2 separate regions of the Mus musculus genome follow, and region 1 is linked to region 2. The links are chromatin loops, found by intact Hi-C in ENCODE. Cell type or tissue: gastrocnemius. All regions are shown on one strand. Links, peaks and the distances in the headings refer to the core of each region. The heading gives the core; the rest is flanking DNA.

Evidence for each region. Hi-C counts contacts between places; a loop is a spot of excess contacts. Peaks named below come from ENCODE experiments on the same cell type or tissue, not always from the same donor. Only the 100,000 strongest peaks of a DNase experiment are listed, where the experiment ranks them.
Region 1: it touches region 2 in a loop (3-fold over the local background); 20 of 42 quality-filtered maps call a loop at or near these places.

Annotation. Positions count from the first base shown.
Region 1 is chr5:36,690,194-36,699,190 of GRCm38, reverse strand. D5Ertd579e (DNA segment, Chr 5, ERATO Doi 579, expressed) reads left to right here and starts at 3,170. Exons shown (of 9, transcript NM_001081232.3): 1 at 3,170-3,336. Gm32725 (a long non-coding RNA gene) reads left to right here. Exons shown (of 3, transcript XR_868354.3): 3 at 240-957. In gastrocnemius, for the core only: a CTCF peak has its summit at 3,628; DNase peaks (open chromatin) are centred at 2,486, 3,137, 3,514, 3,969 and 1 more place; H3K4me3 peaks cover 3,027 bases; H3K27ac peaks cover 5,995 bases.
Region 2 is chr5:36,738,668-36,747,664 of GRCm38, reverse strand. Bloc1s4 (biogenesis of lysosomal organelles complex-1, subunit 4, cappuccino) reads left to right here. Exons shown (of 1, transcript NM_133724.3): 1 at 1-291. Among named protein-coding and RNA genes, the nearest start is that of Bloc1s4, 5.5 kb to the left of the region's middle. In gastrocnemius, for the core only: CTCF peaks have their summits at 4,998 (motif pointing right) and 7,626 (motif pointing right); DNase peaks (open chromatin) are centred at 5,011 and 7,626; H3K4me3 peaks cover 1,164 bases; H3K27ac peaks cover 991 bases.

The DNA of each region.
Region 1 (8,997 bases), core at 567-8,566, 49 kb after region 2:
CATCATGTGTCTTTGTGCAGGGGTCAGATAAGTGGTTTATGTCTCTGAACCTGAGATTCTCTCTCTCTCTCTCTCTCTCTCTCTCTCTGTCTCTCTCTCACACACACACACACACATACACACACACTGGCAGAATGAGAGCCAGAGAGCAAGAGAGAGAGAGAGAGAGAGAGAGAGAGAGAGAGAGAGAGAGAGAGCGAGCGAACAAACACAACTATGATGATGATTTTTTTTTTCAGAGATGAATGGGAGCTCTGCCACTGTTTCTTCTTTTGCTACTCTGTTTCAGCAGGGGCCTCTGGCCTCATTTGTGTTCCCTGGGGACCACAGCTATGGCACCAGAGCCGAAGTTATCCTGAGTTCACCTCAGCTGATCTGTAGGCAGCAACTTTAAGGAAGACACGTGTAGAGTGGCAAGTGGAAGGCAGGGTACTGCTGAGTCTGAGCTCTCCGAAAGAGTAGCCATAGAAGACCAAATTGCATAAATGAACCCCCTGGACAAGGACACCACTCTCCTGGAAAAAGGGTCTCAATGTGAAAACCAACACACAAACAAGATACTCTCAAGTATTGCTCAGAACTGGGACCCGAGAAACACTGCAGGACTGGGAAGCAGACTGCTATAAATTGGCATCAGGGAAAGTATATATGTATGGCTGACACTGGACCTGACCTTGGAACGGGAAGGAGCCAGCGAGGCAAAGATCTGGAGAGCCTGGGCAAAGGTTCCACAGGTGCAAAGGTCCTGAGACTGCAGTCCACACACCTTCCAGAGCTCCCGATCAGTACAGTCGGAATTGCAGGCGTTACTTCATTAAGACAAAGGAAACCACTTTCAGTCTTCTGTGACTTCCTCACTGCCTCCAAATCCTCCAAGCTACTATGATTTTTTTTTCTTTCAGGAAATTCTTCAAGGTTTAGTAATCAGTGGTTTATAAAAAAAAACCTGGCCTGTGATTGAGTAACAAAAGTAAAGTTTTTTGTTTTGGGGGGGCGGGGGGAGGTTGGGGAGACTGCCCAGTTAGTAAAAGCACCTGCATGAGTTTGGATCCCCAGTATCCACATTTAAAAAATAAGTGGGAGCAAGAGTGTATGCCTTTTTCTTTTTTTCTTTTCTTTTCTTTTTTTCTTATTAAGACAGGGTGTCACTATGTCACTATGACATCTATGTACATCACTATGTACACCTGGAACTCACTATGTAGACTAGGTTGGCCTTGAACTCACAGAGATCAGGAGGCCTGCCACTGCTTCTTGGGTGTTGGCACACTACCACACCTGGCCTAAGGAGTGCATGCCTTTAATTCTAGCACTGGGGAGGGAGCACAGGAAGCCCCCCCCCACCCCCCACCCCCCCCCCCCCCCCCCCGGCCCCGAGCTGGCTAGCAAGCCAGTCTAGCTGAACCTATGAGCTCCAGGTTCCGTGAGAGGCAATGTCTCACAAGGTTAAAAACCAAAACACACACACAAACACAAAAGACAGAGGGCTGATGAGAGATTCTCGGTGGGTAAAAGTTTGTTGCCCTGAGGACCTAAGTTTGATCCCTGGAATTCACACGGTAGAAGGAGAGAAACGGACTCTTGTGGGTTGTCCTCTGACCCCACACTGCGATCCATTAGTACACATCAATAAATAAGTCTAAAAAACATAAGATGGAGTGTGATTGATAACTGATGTTACCCTTTGACCTCCACAGGTGCCTGCCCACAATCACCCGAGGAACACATACACACAGATTATAGTCAACAGGATGGCTACAAAGTGGCTGTGTTATCTTTCCTTTCATATGTTTGCGATACTTTGTTACTCTTTTAAAACTGCCCTACTATCGATATGCCTTTACAGAAGGTACAGACTAGGAGACACTAATGTTATTATGGATGTATGTACCAAAAAATGTGTGCAAATTCTCCATATTTAGGGAAATGTTTCCCTGGTCTGTGCAAGCCTGGCTTCTGAGGTCCTGAAGATCCTGACACCATTTATGCCCACCTTCACTCTCAGATGACCCTGGATTTTCCACTCTCTCGCATGTTATATGAGTTTGCCTGGCTGCCCGCCCTGGAACAGGTAACCAAAAGATGTGTAGTAAATAAAACTGTGGCTTGTGACTCACCTCAAATGAACCCCGAGGCAACAAAAGGGGGAGCAAACTAAGGAAGGGTAAGACTTGGGTGAAGGAAAAGATCCCCGACAATAGAGCCAAAGGCCTGTGCTCAAATTCTGCCTCCATCCCGAGGCGTCACCCACTCCCCAGCCTGTTCCGGGTCTCTCCAGGAAGGCTTTACTTTGGGTTTCTCCGGGAGAGTGAAAAGATGTTTGTTGGAACAGTATGGATTCTATGAAAGGACAGTTCTTTTAGGTTCCTGACCTTGGCTTGCATACAAGAGTCCAGCCTACCTCAGCAGAAAAGTACTTCCAGTTCTCTGCTCCTCCCAGAAGCCTGAGCTGAGCTTGGGAACTCCGGGTCTCAGACTCTGAACCCAAGAACAGGGCCTGGTGCCTGGCGGTGCTCAATGAGTTTGATGAACTACATGCAGGTCACTCCCCTACGGGACCTGTTCTTGCCTTTGTATAGAAGGCACATCTCTGGCTTTTCTTCCTGGTACTTCTGACATCTACATCTGCTTTTCTGGAAGAGCCTAGGAGTCACATTTAGGGAAGGTGAGTAGGTGGGAAGAGGCTTTTGATTAAAAGGTTAGTGCACATTTTTGGCTCCCACTTCCGAATCTTCCAGAAGGTCTTTTATTTTTTGCCTACTTAATAATAACATAAAAAAGCCATGTCACTTTTTGTTTTTAATTGAAGTCTTTATGTTAAGCCGCCCACTCCAGCCATTCCAGGACATGGCGAAGAGGGGGCGCGGACAGGTGTAACGCGGGGGTTTGTGTTGGAAGGGCTCTGCAAAGCCGGGTCTCAGTGACCCAGCGGGAGGTCACCGACCCAGGAGCCCTCTCTCAGGGCCTGGTAAAGCTTCAAAGCCTCGGATCCTCAGGTCGGCCTCGTGGTGTCAGGATCTTCAGGACCCCAGAATCCAGTCCTGCGCGCCTGCTGCTCCCCCACCCACACAGCACGAGGGCGGAGCCCCGGCGCGCTGATGTAATCCCGGCGCCTGGGCGGAAGGATATGGAACGCGGCGTTGGCTGGCCGGGCGCTGAGGCTGTTGCCAGGTAACGCAGCGGAGCGGCTGCCGCGCGCCGCCTCCCGCCCTCCGCCGCCTGGCGCTGGGGCCGCCGCCGCTTTACGTAAGGCGCAGGCCAGGGCCGCCCGGCGCTCGGCAGCCGCCTGCAGCCCTCGGAGCGCAAGGAGAGGCGCCCACCCGGTAGCCTTGGCAGGTAGGCGGCGGCCGGGAGCGGGGCCGTGGCGGGTGGCGGGCCAGAGGGATGTCCGGCTCGAGGACCCCGCGGGCGGCGTGCGATGAGTGCGCACAATGGGCCGCGGCGGGCTGAGGCGGCCCGGCCTGAGGACAGCGGCCTCGCCTCGCCCCGCGCCCTCAGCTTTGTCCTTCGGCGGTCGGGGGCGGGCGCGGCGCGGTGAGTGGCGGGCACGCGGGCCTATGGCGCGGGGTCGAAGAAGGTGACGGCCGAGGGCAGAAGTGACAGGCCCCGGAGTCGCCGGCCTGCGCGCGCCACCGCCCGGACCCTCGCGGCCCGGCTTCCGGCCGGCGTCCCGGGAGCTCCCGGTGGACGCCGGGCCAGGGCTGAGCGCTTTGCGTAGAGGCCAGGACAGGGCGAGCAGTGGGGAGCAGACCCCGAACCTGGCAGCCCCTCCCTTCAGTGTTTGCCCTTCTGTAGACAAACCTTAAAGGTTTAACCAAGAAAAGTGAGATGGGGGATAAACGGGAGGGGGACATGCGACTCCGGAGTCATTTACTAAACGGGGTTCTTGGGTCTCATCACCTGCTTTGCCTTGTTGCCCAAGTAACTGACAATGCATTTTGCGTTTCTGGTTCTTGGCTTGCTAAGGAAACGGTAGGAGAGGCTTGCCGAGGAGCCGGGGACGTGCAGTTTGGATAACAGGTGATGCCATGGAAAAGCCTATGCAGTGAAAACCCCACGCAAGATTTCTGCCACCAGTATAGGACCCGTTGCATGACACTTTGTCGGTTTTAGAGACTTCAGATTTAAAAGAAGGGGAAAAATATCTGTCACTCTGCATTCTGAAGGTCAAATATTCGCCCGCAGATGTTTTGGGCTGAACCATTCTTAACTAGGTCTCAGGATCTTTATGACAAAAACCATTCTGGAACTGTGCATTTGAAATACCCATGGAGGCTTCTTGCAGTTGATACTTATTATTGTAGATTTAGTTGCTATTCTTGCCAACTGATGTACTTTTAAAACGTGTTCTTTCACAAGTTCATTTATATATCTCTATAATGTCCCTTTATCATATTTCCCCACTATCTTCTCTTAGACAAACATTGAATTATAATTATATATTAATGTGTGTGTTTGGGTGCATGTATATTTAACGCGTGGAGGCCAGTGATCAATATCAGATGTTTTTTATAATTGTTTTAAAAATATTTATTTGATGTGTATTGGTATTTTACCTGCATGTATATCTGTGTAAGGGTGTCAGATCCCCTGGAACTGGAGTTACATACAGTTGTGAGCCACTGTGCAGTTGCTAGGAATTGAACCCCGGTCCTGTGGAAGACCGGCCCGTGCTCTTGATCACGGAGCCATCTCTCCAGCCCTCAGGTGTTACTTTTGAGATAGGGTCTCACTAGGTAGATTAGGCTGGCCAAGTACTTTAGAGCTATGTCTGCCTCTGACTTTGAAATGCTGGGATTTGAGTCATGGTCTCTCACTGAACCTGGAACTCACTAGTTCAGCAAGGGTGACTGGCCAGCAAGCCTCAGGGGTCCTCCCATGTCAGCCTCCCCATCGCTGGGACGCCACAAATGTTTAATCATTTAAAAAGTAGTTAGGGCTGGAAATGTAGCCCAGATGAAGTCCGCTATTAAATTCTCAGAATGTAAAACAAAATAGGCCTTCAAATTGACTGTAACAGGTTTTATATGAGCCTATTTTCATTAAGAAAGTAGGAGAGTTTTACTCTTATTTAGTGTCATAGAGATACATGTATTGTTCTTTGAACATAAGGGTAAATATTTTTAACATGGCAACATTTAACAAGGCAAATTAAGAATTTTAAAGAATGATTGATTTGATATACAAATTATGAACATTTAAAAAAGAAACTTAATGGTGTTTTGCTTGCTCCCATTTGTTGTGTAGCTCCATCTGTGCCTGATTTTATCCCAGGGCTCTTTAAAAGTGTTGGACTTGCTCTTCTTCTTTTGTGTGGAAATGCACCAAGCCTGAGCTTTGCCCCTGTTTTTTTGCATCATTTGACTTGGAGCAGCTAATGGCCTCTGAGCTAGTTTTGTCATCTGTGAAATGGGAAGAATGCTGAGACCTGCCTTGCAGGATAGAGAGGCAGAGGGGGCGATGTGAAGTAATGTCATCCTCACTCAAGCTCTTAAAATGCCGCTTAGTGCTGATATGTCTGAGTCCTCAGATTCCCCTGCAGGCTGGAAGCAGTCAGTTGTCTTCAGGCCACTGTTGCTTTCTCTCTACTTTGCCTGGTTTCCAGGATTCTCTTTCCCAGACACATGGCAGCCTCTGGTCCTGCAAGCGTCTAAGCACCTGGGATTTGGAGCTTAGAGTACAGTTATAAACGCAGTGTGGGAGGTCCCTGGCAGTGCAGTGCAGTCACCCTGTCCTGGCCATCTCCTTTCCACATTACCTTGTAAGACTACCGTTGCTCTGATCACACCAAGCAGTTTCAGATGTTCTTGATTTATACTCTTTCTTCTGATTTGAGGGTCCCCCACTTCTGCTTTCTCTAGTTTCAAAAGATTCTTATAAGATACTGTATCCTCTCTGGAGCCTTTGGAAATCCCTCAGAATGAATTCCTTCTTGCTGTAGGCCCTGTGGATGGACGGCATGCTTTTTCTTAAAATGTTTCTTTTGTGGAAATTAAATATAAAATATTGCTTTCAAGAAGACTTATTAACTCGTTAGTACTGGATTGGAAAGACTGGAGTTACATTCCAGCCCCCCTCTTGCTTCCTGGGTCACTGTGGGCAAGCTTGTTATATCTCGTGACCTTCAGTCTCTGTGAAACGAGAAGTCTCATCTTCTGTATGTCTTTTGCTTTGTAGTGAGCTGGCATCTAGGGGTTGAACTCAGGTTTCCAGGCTGGCTTGGCAAATGCCTTTATCTACCAAGCCATCTTACTGGCCCTGAGAGCGGTTTTGATTACCGGATTTTTTTTTTAAAGAAAGATTTATTTTTATTTATATGCATGTATATGCATATTTTTCCCTTAGAGACCAGAAGGTGGTGTTGGATTTCTTTGGAGCCATAGTTCCGGGCAGTTGTGATCTGCCTGACTTGGGAGCTGGGATCTGAACTCTAGTCCTCCTGAAGAGCAGTGAGTATAATTACTTAACTGCTGAGCCCAGGCATCAGATTTTTCCCAGCTCTGTATTCATGCTTTTGTTGTTCCTGCTCCCCTCTTTTTTTCTTTTTCTTATAGTGTTCAGGATTAAACCCTGGGGCATCATGTATTCTAGACAAGCACTCTACCAACCCACTTACATCCCCTGCCCCTCTATGCACTTTTTAATCTACCTTCCTTGAATGCTTTCTTGCCTGGTTCCCCTGCTCTACCCTCTGAAGCTATTGCTGGCCTCTAGGAAAGAATGTACACTCTTCCCTTCACTAAGAGGCAGTATAGAAAGGGTTAAGAATGTACCCTAAAAGCACTGCCGCCTGTGTTTATTCTTTTAGTTATGTCTGAAACTATATGCCTTCTTGTACTTCACATGCCAGGCAGCTCCCAGAACACCCTCTGGGAGGAAAGTTCTGTTCTGGCTTCCGGTTCTGAGAACTCAGTCCATCACGACAGAGGATAGATATGGTAGCTTAGAGAACTCAACCTAACGGAAGCCAGGAAACAGAGAAAGACAGACAAAGGGCAGAGACAGACACACAAAGAACCTGCCTCCAGCCACCTACTTCTTTCTACTAAGTTTCACCTTCTGATGTTTTTAGCACCTTCAAAAATAGTGCCCTCAGCTGGTGACCAAATGTTCAAATAAGCCCAAGGGGCACATTTCAGATTTACAGCTTTCCACCCTGGGCCCCAAAATGTATTTGTATATTTACTCTATCTCAAGAGTCCCCAATGTATTATATTTCAACATTGCTCAAAAGTCCAAAGTCTCTTCTAAGACTTGAGGCAATATCTCAGCTATATGAGTTCCTGTAAAAAAAAAAAAAAAAGTTACACACACAAGGGCACAGAGTAAACATTTCCATTCTAAAATGTAGAACGGAATAGCCAGTAAGGATTGCATGGACCCATCAAGGCAAACTTTAAAGCTTGCTGCTCCTTGTCTGTCTTCTGAGGTATGTTGTAGGCTCCAGAGGGCTTGGGCAACCCTGCCATTTGGCTTTGCTGTTTGCATGCAGCCCATCTGAACTTTCTTGGGATGGTTCCACTCAATGACGTCATAGTGCAGGGACTCTCTTCTTATCACATATTTCTCAACCTCTCAGGCTTTTCTTTGAAATCTGGGTGGAAACCTGCTAACTCAGTATCACTTGGAAGGGCAAGGATTGCTGCCAGTTGCAGTTGTAGTGGCTCCCTGAGACCATAGCTACAGCAGCCTCAAGAGTACCTGGGTGCCTGAGCACAATGGACACATCCTGGGGAAACAGCTTCCCAGATGGCCTTGGCCTTGTCTACTCACGATATTTTCTCTCTTCTCAAGGAAGATGTATCCCAAATTAGTTTACGCTTTACTGTCCTTAAACCTGTGATGTATGAGTTCTGGCCAGTTCCTAAGATGCCCTGGAGACACCCTTTGCCTTGATGATAATCCTCTTATAATTAATGGCCCTAATTTCTTCAGTAGTCACACTTTCTTTGGCCCCAACTTTTCTGACCATGATGCAAGTTTTTCAGTCTTTGCTGCTTTTTTCTCATTATAAATGCTAATAGCTGTTAGTAAACCTCATTCCTTTGGAATTTCCAGTGGATCACTCATAAACTCAGCCTGTCATGGAGTTTAGTGTTTTGATAAATGGATAAAATTTAGGTATCTTCTTTATTATAGTGTAACATGTACAGTTTCTAGTCCAGTTTCCAGCAGTCTTTGCTGTCTGAAACCTGTCTTTAATGCCCACATTCTTAATGACTTTTAGTCTTCTGAGCTCCCACCAAAATTGTCCATTAAGTTCTACTGACAACACTCTTGGCTTTGGCTTGTTTTTTTTTCTTTCTTTTCTTTTTTTTTTTTTTTTTTTTGGTTTTTTGAGACAGGGTTTCTCTGTGTAGCCCTGGCTGTCCTGGAACTCACTCTGTAGACCAGGCTGGCCTCGAACTCAGAAATCCGCCTGCTTCTGTCTCCCAAGTGCTGGAATTAAAGGCGTACACCACCACTGCCCAGCTGGCTTGTTTTTCTAAAGTCTTTAATATTCCTCCTGTAAGACTGGGTCCAAAGGCTTCTACCTACACCAGCAGCAAACAGCAATGACCTCACTTTTCTGGGGCCAATTTTCTGTTTTAGACTTTTATTTGACATACACATCTTAAGTGGGAGAAAGGTTTGTTTGTGGTTTCAGTACCCTCATGGTAGAAGACATATAGTGGAACAAAGTTTCTCATCTCCTGATAGCTAGGAAAAGAGAAGGGGAGAGGAGGAGAGGAGGTGGGCAATGAGAGATGTCCAACATTTCCCAGTAAAGTGCCAATAACCTGCAGAGGACCAGTACATGAGCCTGCAAGGGACATTGCAGATTCAAGCCACAGTACCTTATACCTTAGCATGGAATTGCTGGCTATCTCATGACTGTCTGGTTCCCTTTCCATCCATCAAGCTATTGGAATCTTGAAGACTTCACTGAAATATTCTTTGTATCTGATTTTCAGAATTAACTCTTTACTCTCTGATACATTTTTCCATCTTAATTAG
Region 2 (8,997 bases), core at 410-8,409:
ATTAAAGCTGTATTATTAAATCCTAACAGTGGTTCAGTTTTCTGTAGCCTTCTGGGATAGATAGTAAATTGTTTTGTATTATATTCAATTTTCTATGGTGTAGACTGTAAGCCAAAGGAAAGAAGACAGTTTCTTAAGATAGCAAACTGGGCGTTTTGTTGCAGGGAGTCCTGAAGTTGTATTTGACAGTTTGACTGGAAGCTTAGTTTATCAAAGCAAGAATATTAATGTATGGTTGTCAGTGTTCTATTTATAGCACATCAATTAAAATGTTAAATTTCTTTGGCAGAGATTTCCTTCTGGAGATTATTTACCATAGTTTGTTTGGAAATGAGCCTGTCGTTCATGTTTTTAGTAGTGGGGTAAGAAAAGGCAACTTCCTTCTTTGGAAGGTTTGTGTGAAGAGCCAACCTCGCTGCTCTTCTCACAGTTCTGCGGTTCTTCCCCCGAGTCTCGTTGAGCAGAAGGGTTTTGTTCTTTCACTTTGGGGCACACGGGTCCCTTACCAACAAACTACTATTTCCTAAGTTGGTTCTCCCAGGTAGTACTCAGCTGAGTCTCTTGCTGTCTGTCAGGGTAAAGTCGGTAATGGAACCAGATGTGATAGCACACATTTGCAATCCCAGCACTCAGGAGTCGGAGGCAGGAAGATCAGAGTAGCAGGATAACCTGGGCTGTAGAGTAAGCTCCAGGTCAGCCTGGGTAGTTAAGAAGACCATATATCAGTAAATAGATGACTTAGCCAGGTATGGTGGTGCACGCCTTTAATCCCAGTACACAGAAGGCAAAGGCAGGTGGATCTCTTAGTTTGAGGCCAGACTGGTCTACATAGTGAGTTCTAGGAGAGCCAGGGTTACAACCCTCAGTAAATAAATGTGATAGTATTATCTCCTTTTGCTTTTCATGGGCCTTCTGTGTTGTATGGTGACATATTTTTTTTCATTTGATTTGTAGTTCACATCAAGAAACAGGTTTAAAAGCTGAGGGGACAAGTGACCTACATTTACTGTTCAGAATCTAGTGGGTGCTACTAGAAATTATTAATATATTTTTATGACAGTCAATGAATGTGAAAATAGAGTTCCAGGACAGCCTGTGCTAAAGAGTAGCACCCTGTCTCAAAAAACACCAAAAAAAAGATTGCTTTCGTAAGGTTTTAGAGAGATGGCTCAGCAGTTAAGAGCATGGTCTGTTCCCACTTGGTTTTGAAGACAGGGTTTTTCTGTGTAGTCCCAGCTGTCCTCTTGGACCAGGCTAGGCTCCAACTCAGAGACCTTCCTGTGTCTGTCTCCCAAGTGCTGGAGTTAAAGGCATGCACCACCATTGCCCAGCTAGCCCACTTCAGTTTTGTGAGCACTCACAGTGTCTGTTAGCTACAACTCTTTTCTTAAAAGGTTGTTCACTCCAGGCAGTAGAAACACGCCTTTAATACCAGGACTCGGGAGGCAAAGGTAGGCAGATCTGAGTTTGAGGCCAGCCTGGTCCACAGAGCAAGTTCCAGAACAGCCAGGAATACACAGAGAAACCTTGTCTTGAAAAACATCAACAAAAAGTTGTTTACATATCTGTACAAAAAGTTTTTAAGCACGCTTAAGGCAGAATTATGAAACTTTTAAATCTTAGATTTAGTATCTGTACAATAAAACAACATAAAAGTGCTATGAAGTACACATCGATTATGTTATTTATATATTTACTTAGAAAATCATAAGCAAGGCTGAGGAGAAGGTGGTAAGCCTTAGAGAGGGTCTCAGTATTTTAAAGCTAATCATAAAACCTTCAGAGAATACATGGAGAAGTCCTGGTCCAGATGATAACATGTGAACCTTGTTTCTAAAACGTCCTGGCAGCTGGCATCCCAGTTAGTGGGTGCCTCTGGAGTTTCTAAGTAGATTTGTGGCCTTAATGTGGACAGTTGCTGGCTCCCACAGTACCGGACATTAGATGAAAGTTCTTTGTTGACCTCAAAGATGAAAGTTGTAGTCATATGTGAGTCTTCCCTCCCTGTCACCCCAGCGTTCAGGAGGAATAGGCAGCAGCATCTCCAGTTTGGAGCCAATCTGAGCTGCAAACTGGGTAGACTGGGAGTATGGTCCTGTCTGTAAAAACAAGGAATGTAGGTGCTCCTGTAACTGCTTAGCAAGGCCACCTTCAGGCCTCTTGGCTCCCCCTTCCAACTCTGGATCTTTGAAAACTGTGTCTTCTGCCTCTTGCCAAGTTAATACCACCTAGAAAAAGGCTACCTGGCCCATTCATTAAATACAGGCCTGGGGCTGGAGAGATGGCTCTGTGATTAAGAACACTGGCTGCTCTTTCTAGAGGACACCAGTTCAATTCCCAGCAACCCTGTCGAGGCTCACAATCACTTGTAATTCCAGTTCCGAGGGCACCAGGATGATGAAAAGAAATAAAACACTCATGCACATAAAATGACTAAATACAGGCCATCTCTGCTGCTTGGGTCTGGAGCAGCCCACTTCATATAAATGGATGTGACTGGCAAAACAAGGGATGGGCACCCCACCAGTCACCCTTGGATCAGTCTATTTTGCGTGCAAAAGCATGCCTGCTAAGATTAGCAGGGTATAGGATGTTTCTCAGCTGATATCAGCCTCTGGCAACCCTGACTGGACTTATATGTATGAAATGCTGGCCACTGAGGTGCCAGCAAGCAGTCTGTGACTGTTTCCCATGCCAGAACTTTCAGGAGTCAATCTCAAACTGTTCCTAGTGTCTTGTGTGCACCTGATAGGGAGCAGTCAGTACTCCTGAAAAGGCCAAGGTTTTCAAATGGTAGGCATGTGTTCCCATGACTTCACCTGCTCTGGTAGTGCAGAAACAGCTGGAGATCATGGGTAAACCACCATGCGTGGCTGTAAGCCATTAAAACAGTTGTTCTTGAGACATACAAGACACAAAAGGGCTGGGGAATGACAGTGGTGGCATGCTTGCTATGCAAGCTGATGACTCAGTTTACCTCTCCAGCTAGGCATAAAATCTAGGCATAGAGGTATGCATCTGTAACCCAGCACTGAGGGGCAGAGACAAGTGGATCCCGGGGGGTGGGGGTGGAGGGTTGGGGGGGTCTCTAGCTACATTCCTGCTGAAACAGCTCAAGGACCCAGTAAGAAACCTCGGAGGGGTACGAACACACTCTGCCTTCCACCCAGGCAAACTCCCACATGTGTGAGCCTGTGTACACACATGCACTTGAACATACATGCATGAGGGTGGGGCTTAAAACCAAACAGTAGAAAAAGACTAGTAATGGCCCGGAATTTGAAGTTTGTAGCTAGCTTGGCTACATAACTTTCAGAAGGGACCCCATGGGAAGGTGCAAAGCCAGTTCCTAAGGATCTAAGGATGTCCTTTTTTTTTTTTTTTTTTTTTTTTTTTCTGTTCGAAGTGAACAAGATGAAAGAGGGGCTCAGGATGCCTGGCAGGGTGTGAGTGTAGGTCATATAAGAGTGAGTCACAAAAGAAAAAAAAATGGAGTCCTACTTTGGGGTCTTACCTGATGAATGTCTAACTTTCTGAACTTGCTCACAGGAATACCTTTTAGAGTTCTGTGGTTTAGAGTGGCCTGATGTTCACAAAGAAAGGGGTGGCATCCAAGTTGTCACTGGAGTGTATCCCGGTGCACAACCCCCGATCCCATCTGCATTAGCATCGTCCCTTGCCAGCAGTGTGTTGATCCAGCAGCTCGGCAGCCCCAGGCGGTCCCAGGCAGTCCCAGGCAGTCCCCTGCTTCTTCCTTGCTGTCCATTTGTGCACACAGTCAAGGGGCTTTAGAAATCTGAGTCTGGCTGCGAAGATGGCTGTGTTTATATGTACATACTGTGTGTATGTGCAGTGTTTGACCTGAGCTTGATCCCACAGAAGAAACCCCAGGCATCATGGTGTGCACTTGTCATCCCAGTATCAAAGGCACAGGCAGGAGGATTCCTGGGGCTTGCCGGCCACCCAGGGCACCCAGCCTATTGGGTGGACTATGAGAGACTCTATTTCAAAAGAAACAAAAACAAGGTCTCTTGAGGAATGGCACCAAAGGCTGTCTTTTGTTCTCTCCATGCCTGGGCTTGTACATGGACCCACACACATATATGCACACATGCACATGTACCACCCCCCCAAAAAAAAACACCCTTGAGTCCCATGCACCAGCCTTTACCCAATGCTCTCAGTAGTTGATTTGGACATAAATGGAATAAAACCAGAAATCTGCTTTGTGCGCAGACAGTTCCCATAGGGCTCACCCCCATCCCCACAAATTTGCAACAACCTTCCTACTTCTTTTTGGATCCTGACCTGGAAGCAAACCAGCAGTCCTGTGTAATAGCGGCTGTGGTATTATCCAACTAGCTGCCTCATCGCCTGTACGCATGACCAAAGACGCTCCCTGGGTCCTGCTTGCTTTGCCTGGATTCTCAGCAGTAACAATGTGCTAGGGACATTCAGATGTCTGTCAAGTGACTAGCAGTCAGACTGGCCCAGTGAGCAAGCTATACCAAGTGCTATACCCAGTGAGCAAGCTATATATTTCCTGGCTTAGGAAAACACACAGGCCAAGAACACACAGAGAAAAATATGTGCTTTCTAGCTCAAGAACAGGGCAGACTAACAGCTGAGGTTGAATACCAACTTAGTCCAAATCATGGATCCAAGACCACACTGGTTAAACACAGTACATGTACTCCTAGGGAAACCATATGGGCTTTGTAGGAACACCAGACATAAGGCCAGGCTACATGTGGAATTCACCTTTTCTGAGACCTTAAATGTGCTAAGAGGCTGTAGAGAACTTTTTCCAAAGTGGCTTAAACCATCAGTCCCATCAATAAATGTGAGACCATTTATTTTAGGCCCTTCACCGACCAAAGGGAGAGGGGATCCTTCCCGTGTAGTGAAGCCCAGCTTGGGGTTAGGGAGTGGGGACAAGATGAAAAGATGGCTATGGAAATAAGGCATCTCTGGACCATTTGGCTTGCAGGACAGCGTCTTCTCACCAGGGGGCGCTATAGGGGTAGGGAAAGCATGAAAACTGCGAATCTAGCCATGGCCGAAAGGAATTCAAACTCGGTCATCTAAGATTTGTAGAAGGACTCAGCCACAACACTCCGGACCTCCATGACAGACACACAGAGCACAAACACAGAATAAGTGGAAGCCAAGGCACAATGTCTGTTCCTCTTGCGTGGAGTGGTGAGCGGAGTGAGGCGGAAGCTGCATGAAAAACATTTGAAATCGCACGGCAAGCACCACGACCGGCACGCTCCCCACCCTTCACTGTCCTCAAAGCTCTGACCTTCCTCCAAAAGAAGCAGGGTCATTTATTTACTTATTCCTTGTCTCCTGGTTAAGGGAAGGACTTGAACTTTGTCCCTTTTGTTTATTCTGAACCAGTGGCACCCAGGGCTAAGCCAATGATGACAGCAGGCACTATCAATGTACCTGGAATGAATGGAAGGGGACAATGGGGACAAGAGGGCAGCTGACAGGGAGGTGGAGAGGGTGCCTGGTGCCTCCAAGACTCTTGGTCCCCAGTGTGTATACTGGCCTCGACTTTGGAGACATCTCCTTCCAACTTCCTCCTTTGTGTCTTTGGGTTGTAGCCATGTCTCGTCCAGCCTGATGTGTGAGTTCCTTGAAGGAGCCAGTATCCCTCTTATCCATCCTGCCACCCCCTTCCCTGGCTCCATCTCTGCCACACTGTATCAGTCAGGGTTCTCCTGAGAGGCTGAGGAACCAAGAGGATGTGCACATAGCTCTATGGGAAGGGGTTATTGGGGGAACTGGCTCTTGAGGTTGCAGGGGCTGAGAAGGCCCCAAGAAACCAAAGGTAGGCCGGAAGTGACTTTGTCCAAGTCCAGTCCACCAGGGCAGCAGAGGTGGGTGAGCTCAAGAGCCTGGCTCTATAAAAGCCTAGGGAAGGGGACTCTTTATTCGTCAGGAGCAAAGTACCCAGTGTTGCTTTAGGGTGGTTCAGGATGGTCAGGGCCATTGGCAAGTAGTGTCACCTATACTGGGCCCCAAGCAAGGACCAAAGACATGCAGAACATGACTGGGCTCAGGGCCTAAGAAGAAACACATTGAAAGGCCATGAGGTGGCCACAAAAGTATCATCCTGCCTCTCCATTAGATCTCTTCCTCTTCTTCCTCCTCCCCTCTCCTCCTCCTTCTCCTCCTCCTCCTCCCCCTCCTCCTCCTCCTCCTCCTCCTCCCCCCCCTCCTCCTCCTCCCCCTCCTCCCCCCTCCTCCCCCCTCCCCCTCCTCCCCCCTCCCCCTCCCCCTCCCCCTCCTCCTCCTCCCCCTCCCCCTCCTCCCCTCCTTCTCCTCCTCCTCCTTTCCTTCTTCTCTTCCTCCTTCTTTTTGAGACAGGGTTTGATGTAGCCCAGGTTGGCCTCAAACCCTTTTTCTCCAGCCAAGAATGACCCAACCCTATATCTCCTTGATGAGTGCTGGGGAACCGGGCATGCCATTAGGTTTTCCTGTGAAGACAGACAGTGCGCTGGGGCTGAAACAGTCTCTACGTGTGGACTCAACATCTCAGTCATTTAGTCTGACTGGTGCTGGGTAAATCCGGAGAGGTGACAGTGGAATGCATAGGAGACCTCCATGTAAAGAGAAATGTCAGGGTCTGGGCCAGAGTGATGGCACGTGGCTGTAATCCAGTGCTCAGCCTGATCTACATAGAGAGATACTAACTAAAATACTAGAGATTGAAAGAGAAGGTCAAGGGGTGGGAGAGAGAGGAAGAGAGAGAGAGGTCAGAATATCTTCCTTTTTTCCTTTTTCACGTAAGAGACATGTATGTGTCTCCTTGTGTAGAGATACATTCCTGAGAGTGAACACAGAGGGTGCCATGGGTCCAAGAGGAGGCTGCTGGGTTTTCTGGGAAGGAAAATTATTGTGGGTTGCCATGGAGCTGTTTGTATCTCATGCTAAATCTGCCTCCTCCAGAGGGGCTGCCTGGAGGAGGAGTGGATCAGGTACCCAGGTGATTCTGTGTGAACCTTCTTTCTCCCCATTCTAACTGGTCAAATAAAGGCCAGAACCTGTGATTGGGCAATGGAAGGGAAAGGTGGGGCTGGAGGTTTTAGAGAGTGGGGGAAGGGTAGGGGACAACAGAGGAGAAGGACAGAGGAAAAAGAGATGGAAGAAAGATGGAGCAGAACTACATGCCCTGGAGAAGGAACAAGTAACAAGGGCTCTCATAGCTGGGGAATAGCTTAGTATAGTGATAGATCTGCCCAATCTAGACATACAACTTATAAACATAATAACTCAGTTGTGTGTTTTTGCATAGACTTATTGGGGTTGGAAGTTTACTACAACAGGAAAGAGGAAAGGAAGGAGCCGTGGTCAGGTAGGAGTGGATAAAAAGCGCCCGTGTTCAGCTCAGCCTCTCCTGTCTGTACAGTCCGTTGTGTGGGGATTTTGATGGAGAGAACTAGGTGAGGAATCACAGAGCTTACCTGGTGCAGACCCCACTTTTCATGAGCACCGACAGCAAACACCACCCAGGACTCTGACAAGGCTATGGATTATCCACTAGCCCAGGAGGGCCTAGCTCCACTAATGCCTTAGAAGGGCTGGCCTTGTGCACTAAACATGCTACCTATGGCCACCAAGGGGCAGTATGGTGTAGCATTGCCCAGCAAAGAGGTCTTAAGCCAATTATCCAGCTCCCTGGACCTCAGTTTCCTCCTCTGGAAAGAAAGAAGGAGAATCCAGGAGTTCACAGCCTCCTGAGGGCATGCTGAGCAATCCTGTGCTGGGCTGAGAAGTCCTTTCTCCGGCTCTCATCTTCCTGTATGGCCGACGCTGGGTCAGTGTTCCTGACCAGCAGCTACTACTAGTCCCTCTCATTCCAAGTAGATGCTTAGCTAGAGGGCTGAATTCTCTGAGGAAGCTACTTAACCAGCTCCCAGGAAGGGCTGTGGGGAGAGGCTGGAGGAGAAGCTGAGGCCCCTGATAGACCGCCTGGTCGTTGCAGTGAGGACTGACCAAGGCTCAGCTTCTCCAGCACAGGAGACCTCCAGCAGAAGCCCAACACAGAGGGAGGCTAGCCATCCATCCCCTCCGAGCCCCAGGATCTTCATAAACAGCTCTTTGGCTACTCCTCGATCTTGAGTGATTTTCTCCATAGCCAATGTGATAAAGCACTGCCGTGCTCCAGAGAGAGGAGCTGTCCACCCACATCAGTGTGAACCAGGCCTGGGCTCGGGCAGGTCTTGGCTCCATGGCTCATGTCTTTTATCAGCTCTGAAATTGGTCACAGGATTGCTGTTATCTGATCCCTCGTCTCCAACTCGGTCGGAGGGGCTGCCAAAGCACCAGTCCTGGACTGATGGAGGAGCTGCCCGCTTCACGACCTGAGCACAGAGCCCCCCAGGCTGCTCTCATTGTCCACTGGCTTTAGTTGCCTGTGTCCTGGAGTGGGAGGCAGAGGGGAGGAAGCTGGAAGCTCATGCTGCTGCAGACGGTCTATCTGTAAGCTTGTTTGCTGCATGTGTGCATGCCTGTGGGCCACCCAGAGCCGGAGGCCTGTCAAAGGCTGCAGAGGGATGGCAGGTGTACACACTCACAGCCCGTGCCAAGCTGGGCCTTCCCCTCATAAAGACCTGGTTCTTGTTGGCTACTTTCCTGCCCGCTCAGAGCCAAACTCAGTGATCTATTCTAAGCAGGCTGCTGTCCCTGGGCACACTCAGGCCTTCTGTTTGTCCACAGCCAGCCTGTGAAACTCTCATAATGTAGCCTTGTTCTCCTTACCACACAGCGGCTCGCTGCTCAGAGCCTGCCCGGGGAGGAGGCCATGCCAGCTGCATAGAGCTGGTTTCCAGGAAGACACAAGCACTGTGTGTGGCCAGAGATGGAGACACCTCTCTGTTGGCAACCCCTTCAAATTAGGGTCAATTTGTTACAGGCAAAAGGCATTTCCAACAAGCAGAGAAAGCAGGCTCCAATACTGAGCTCCAATACATCAAATGCACAGGG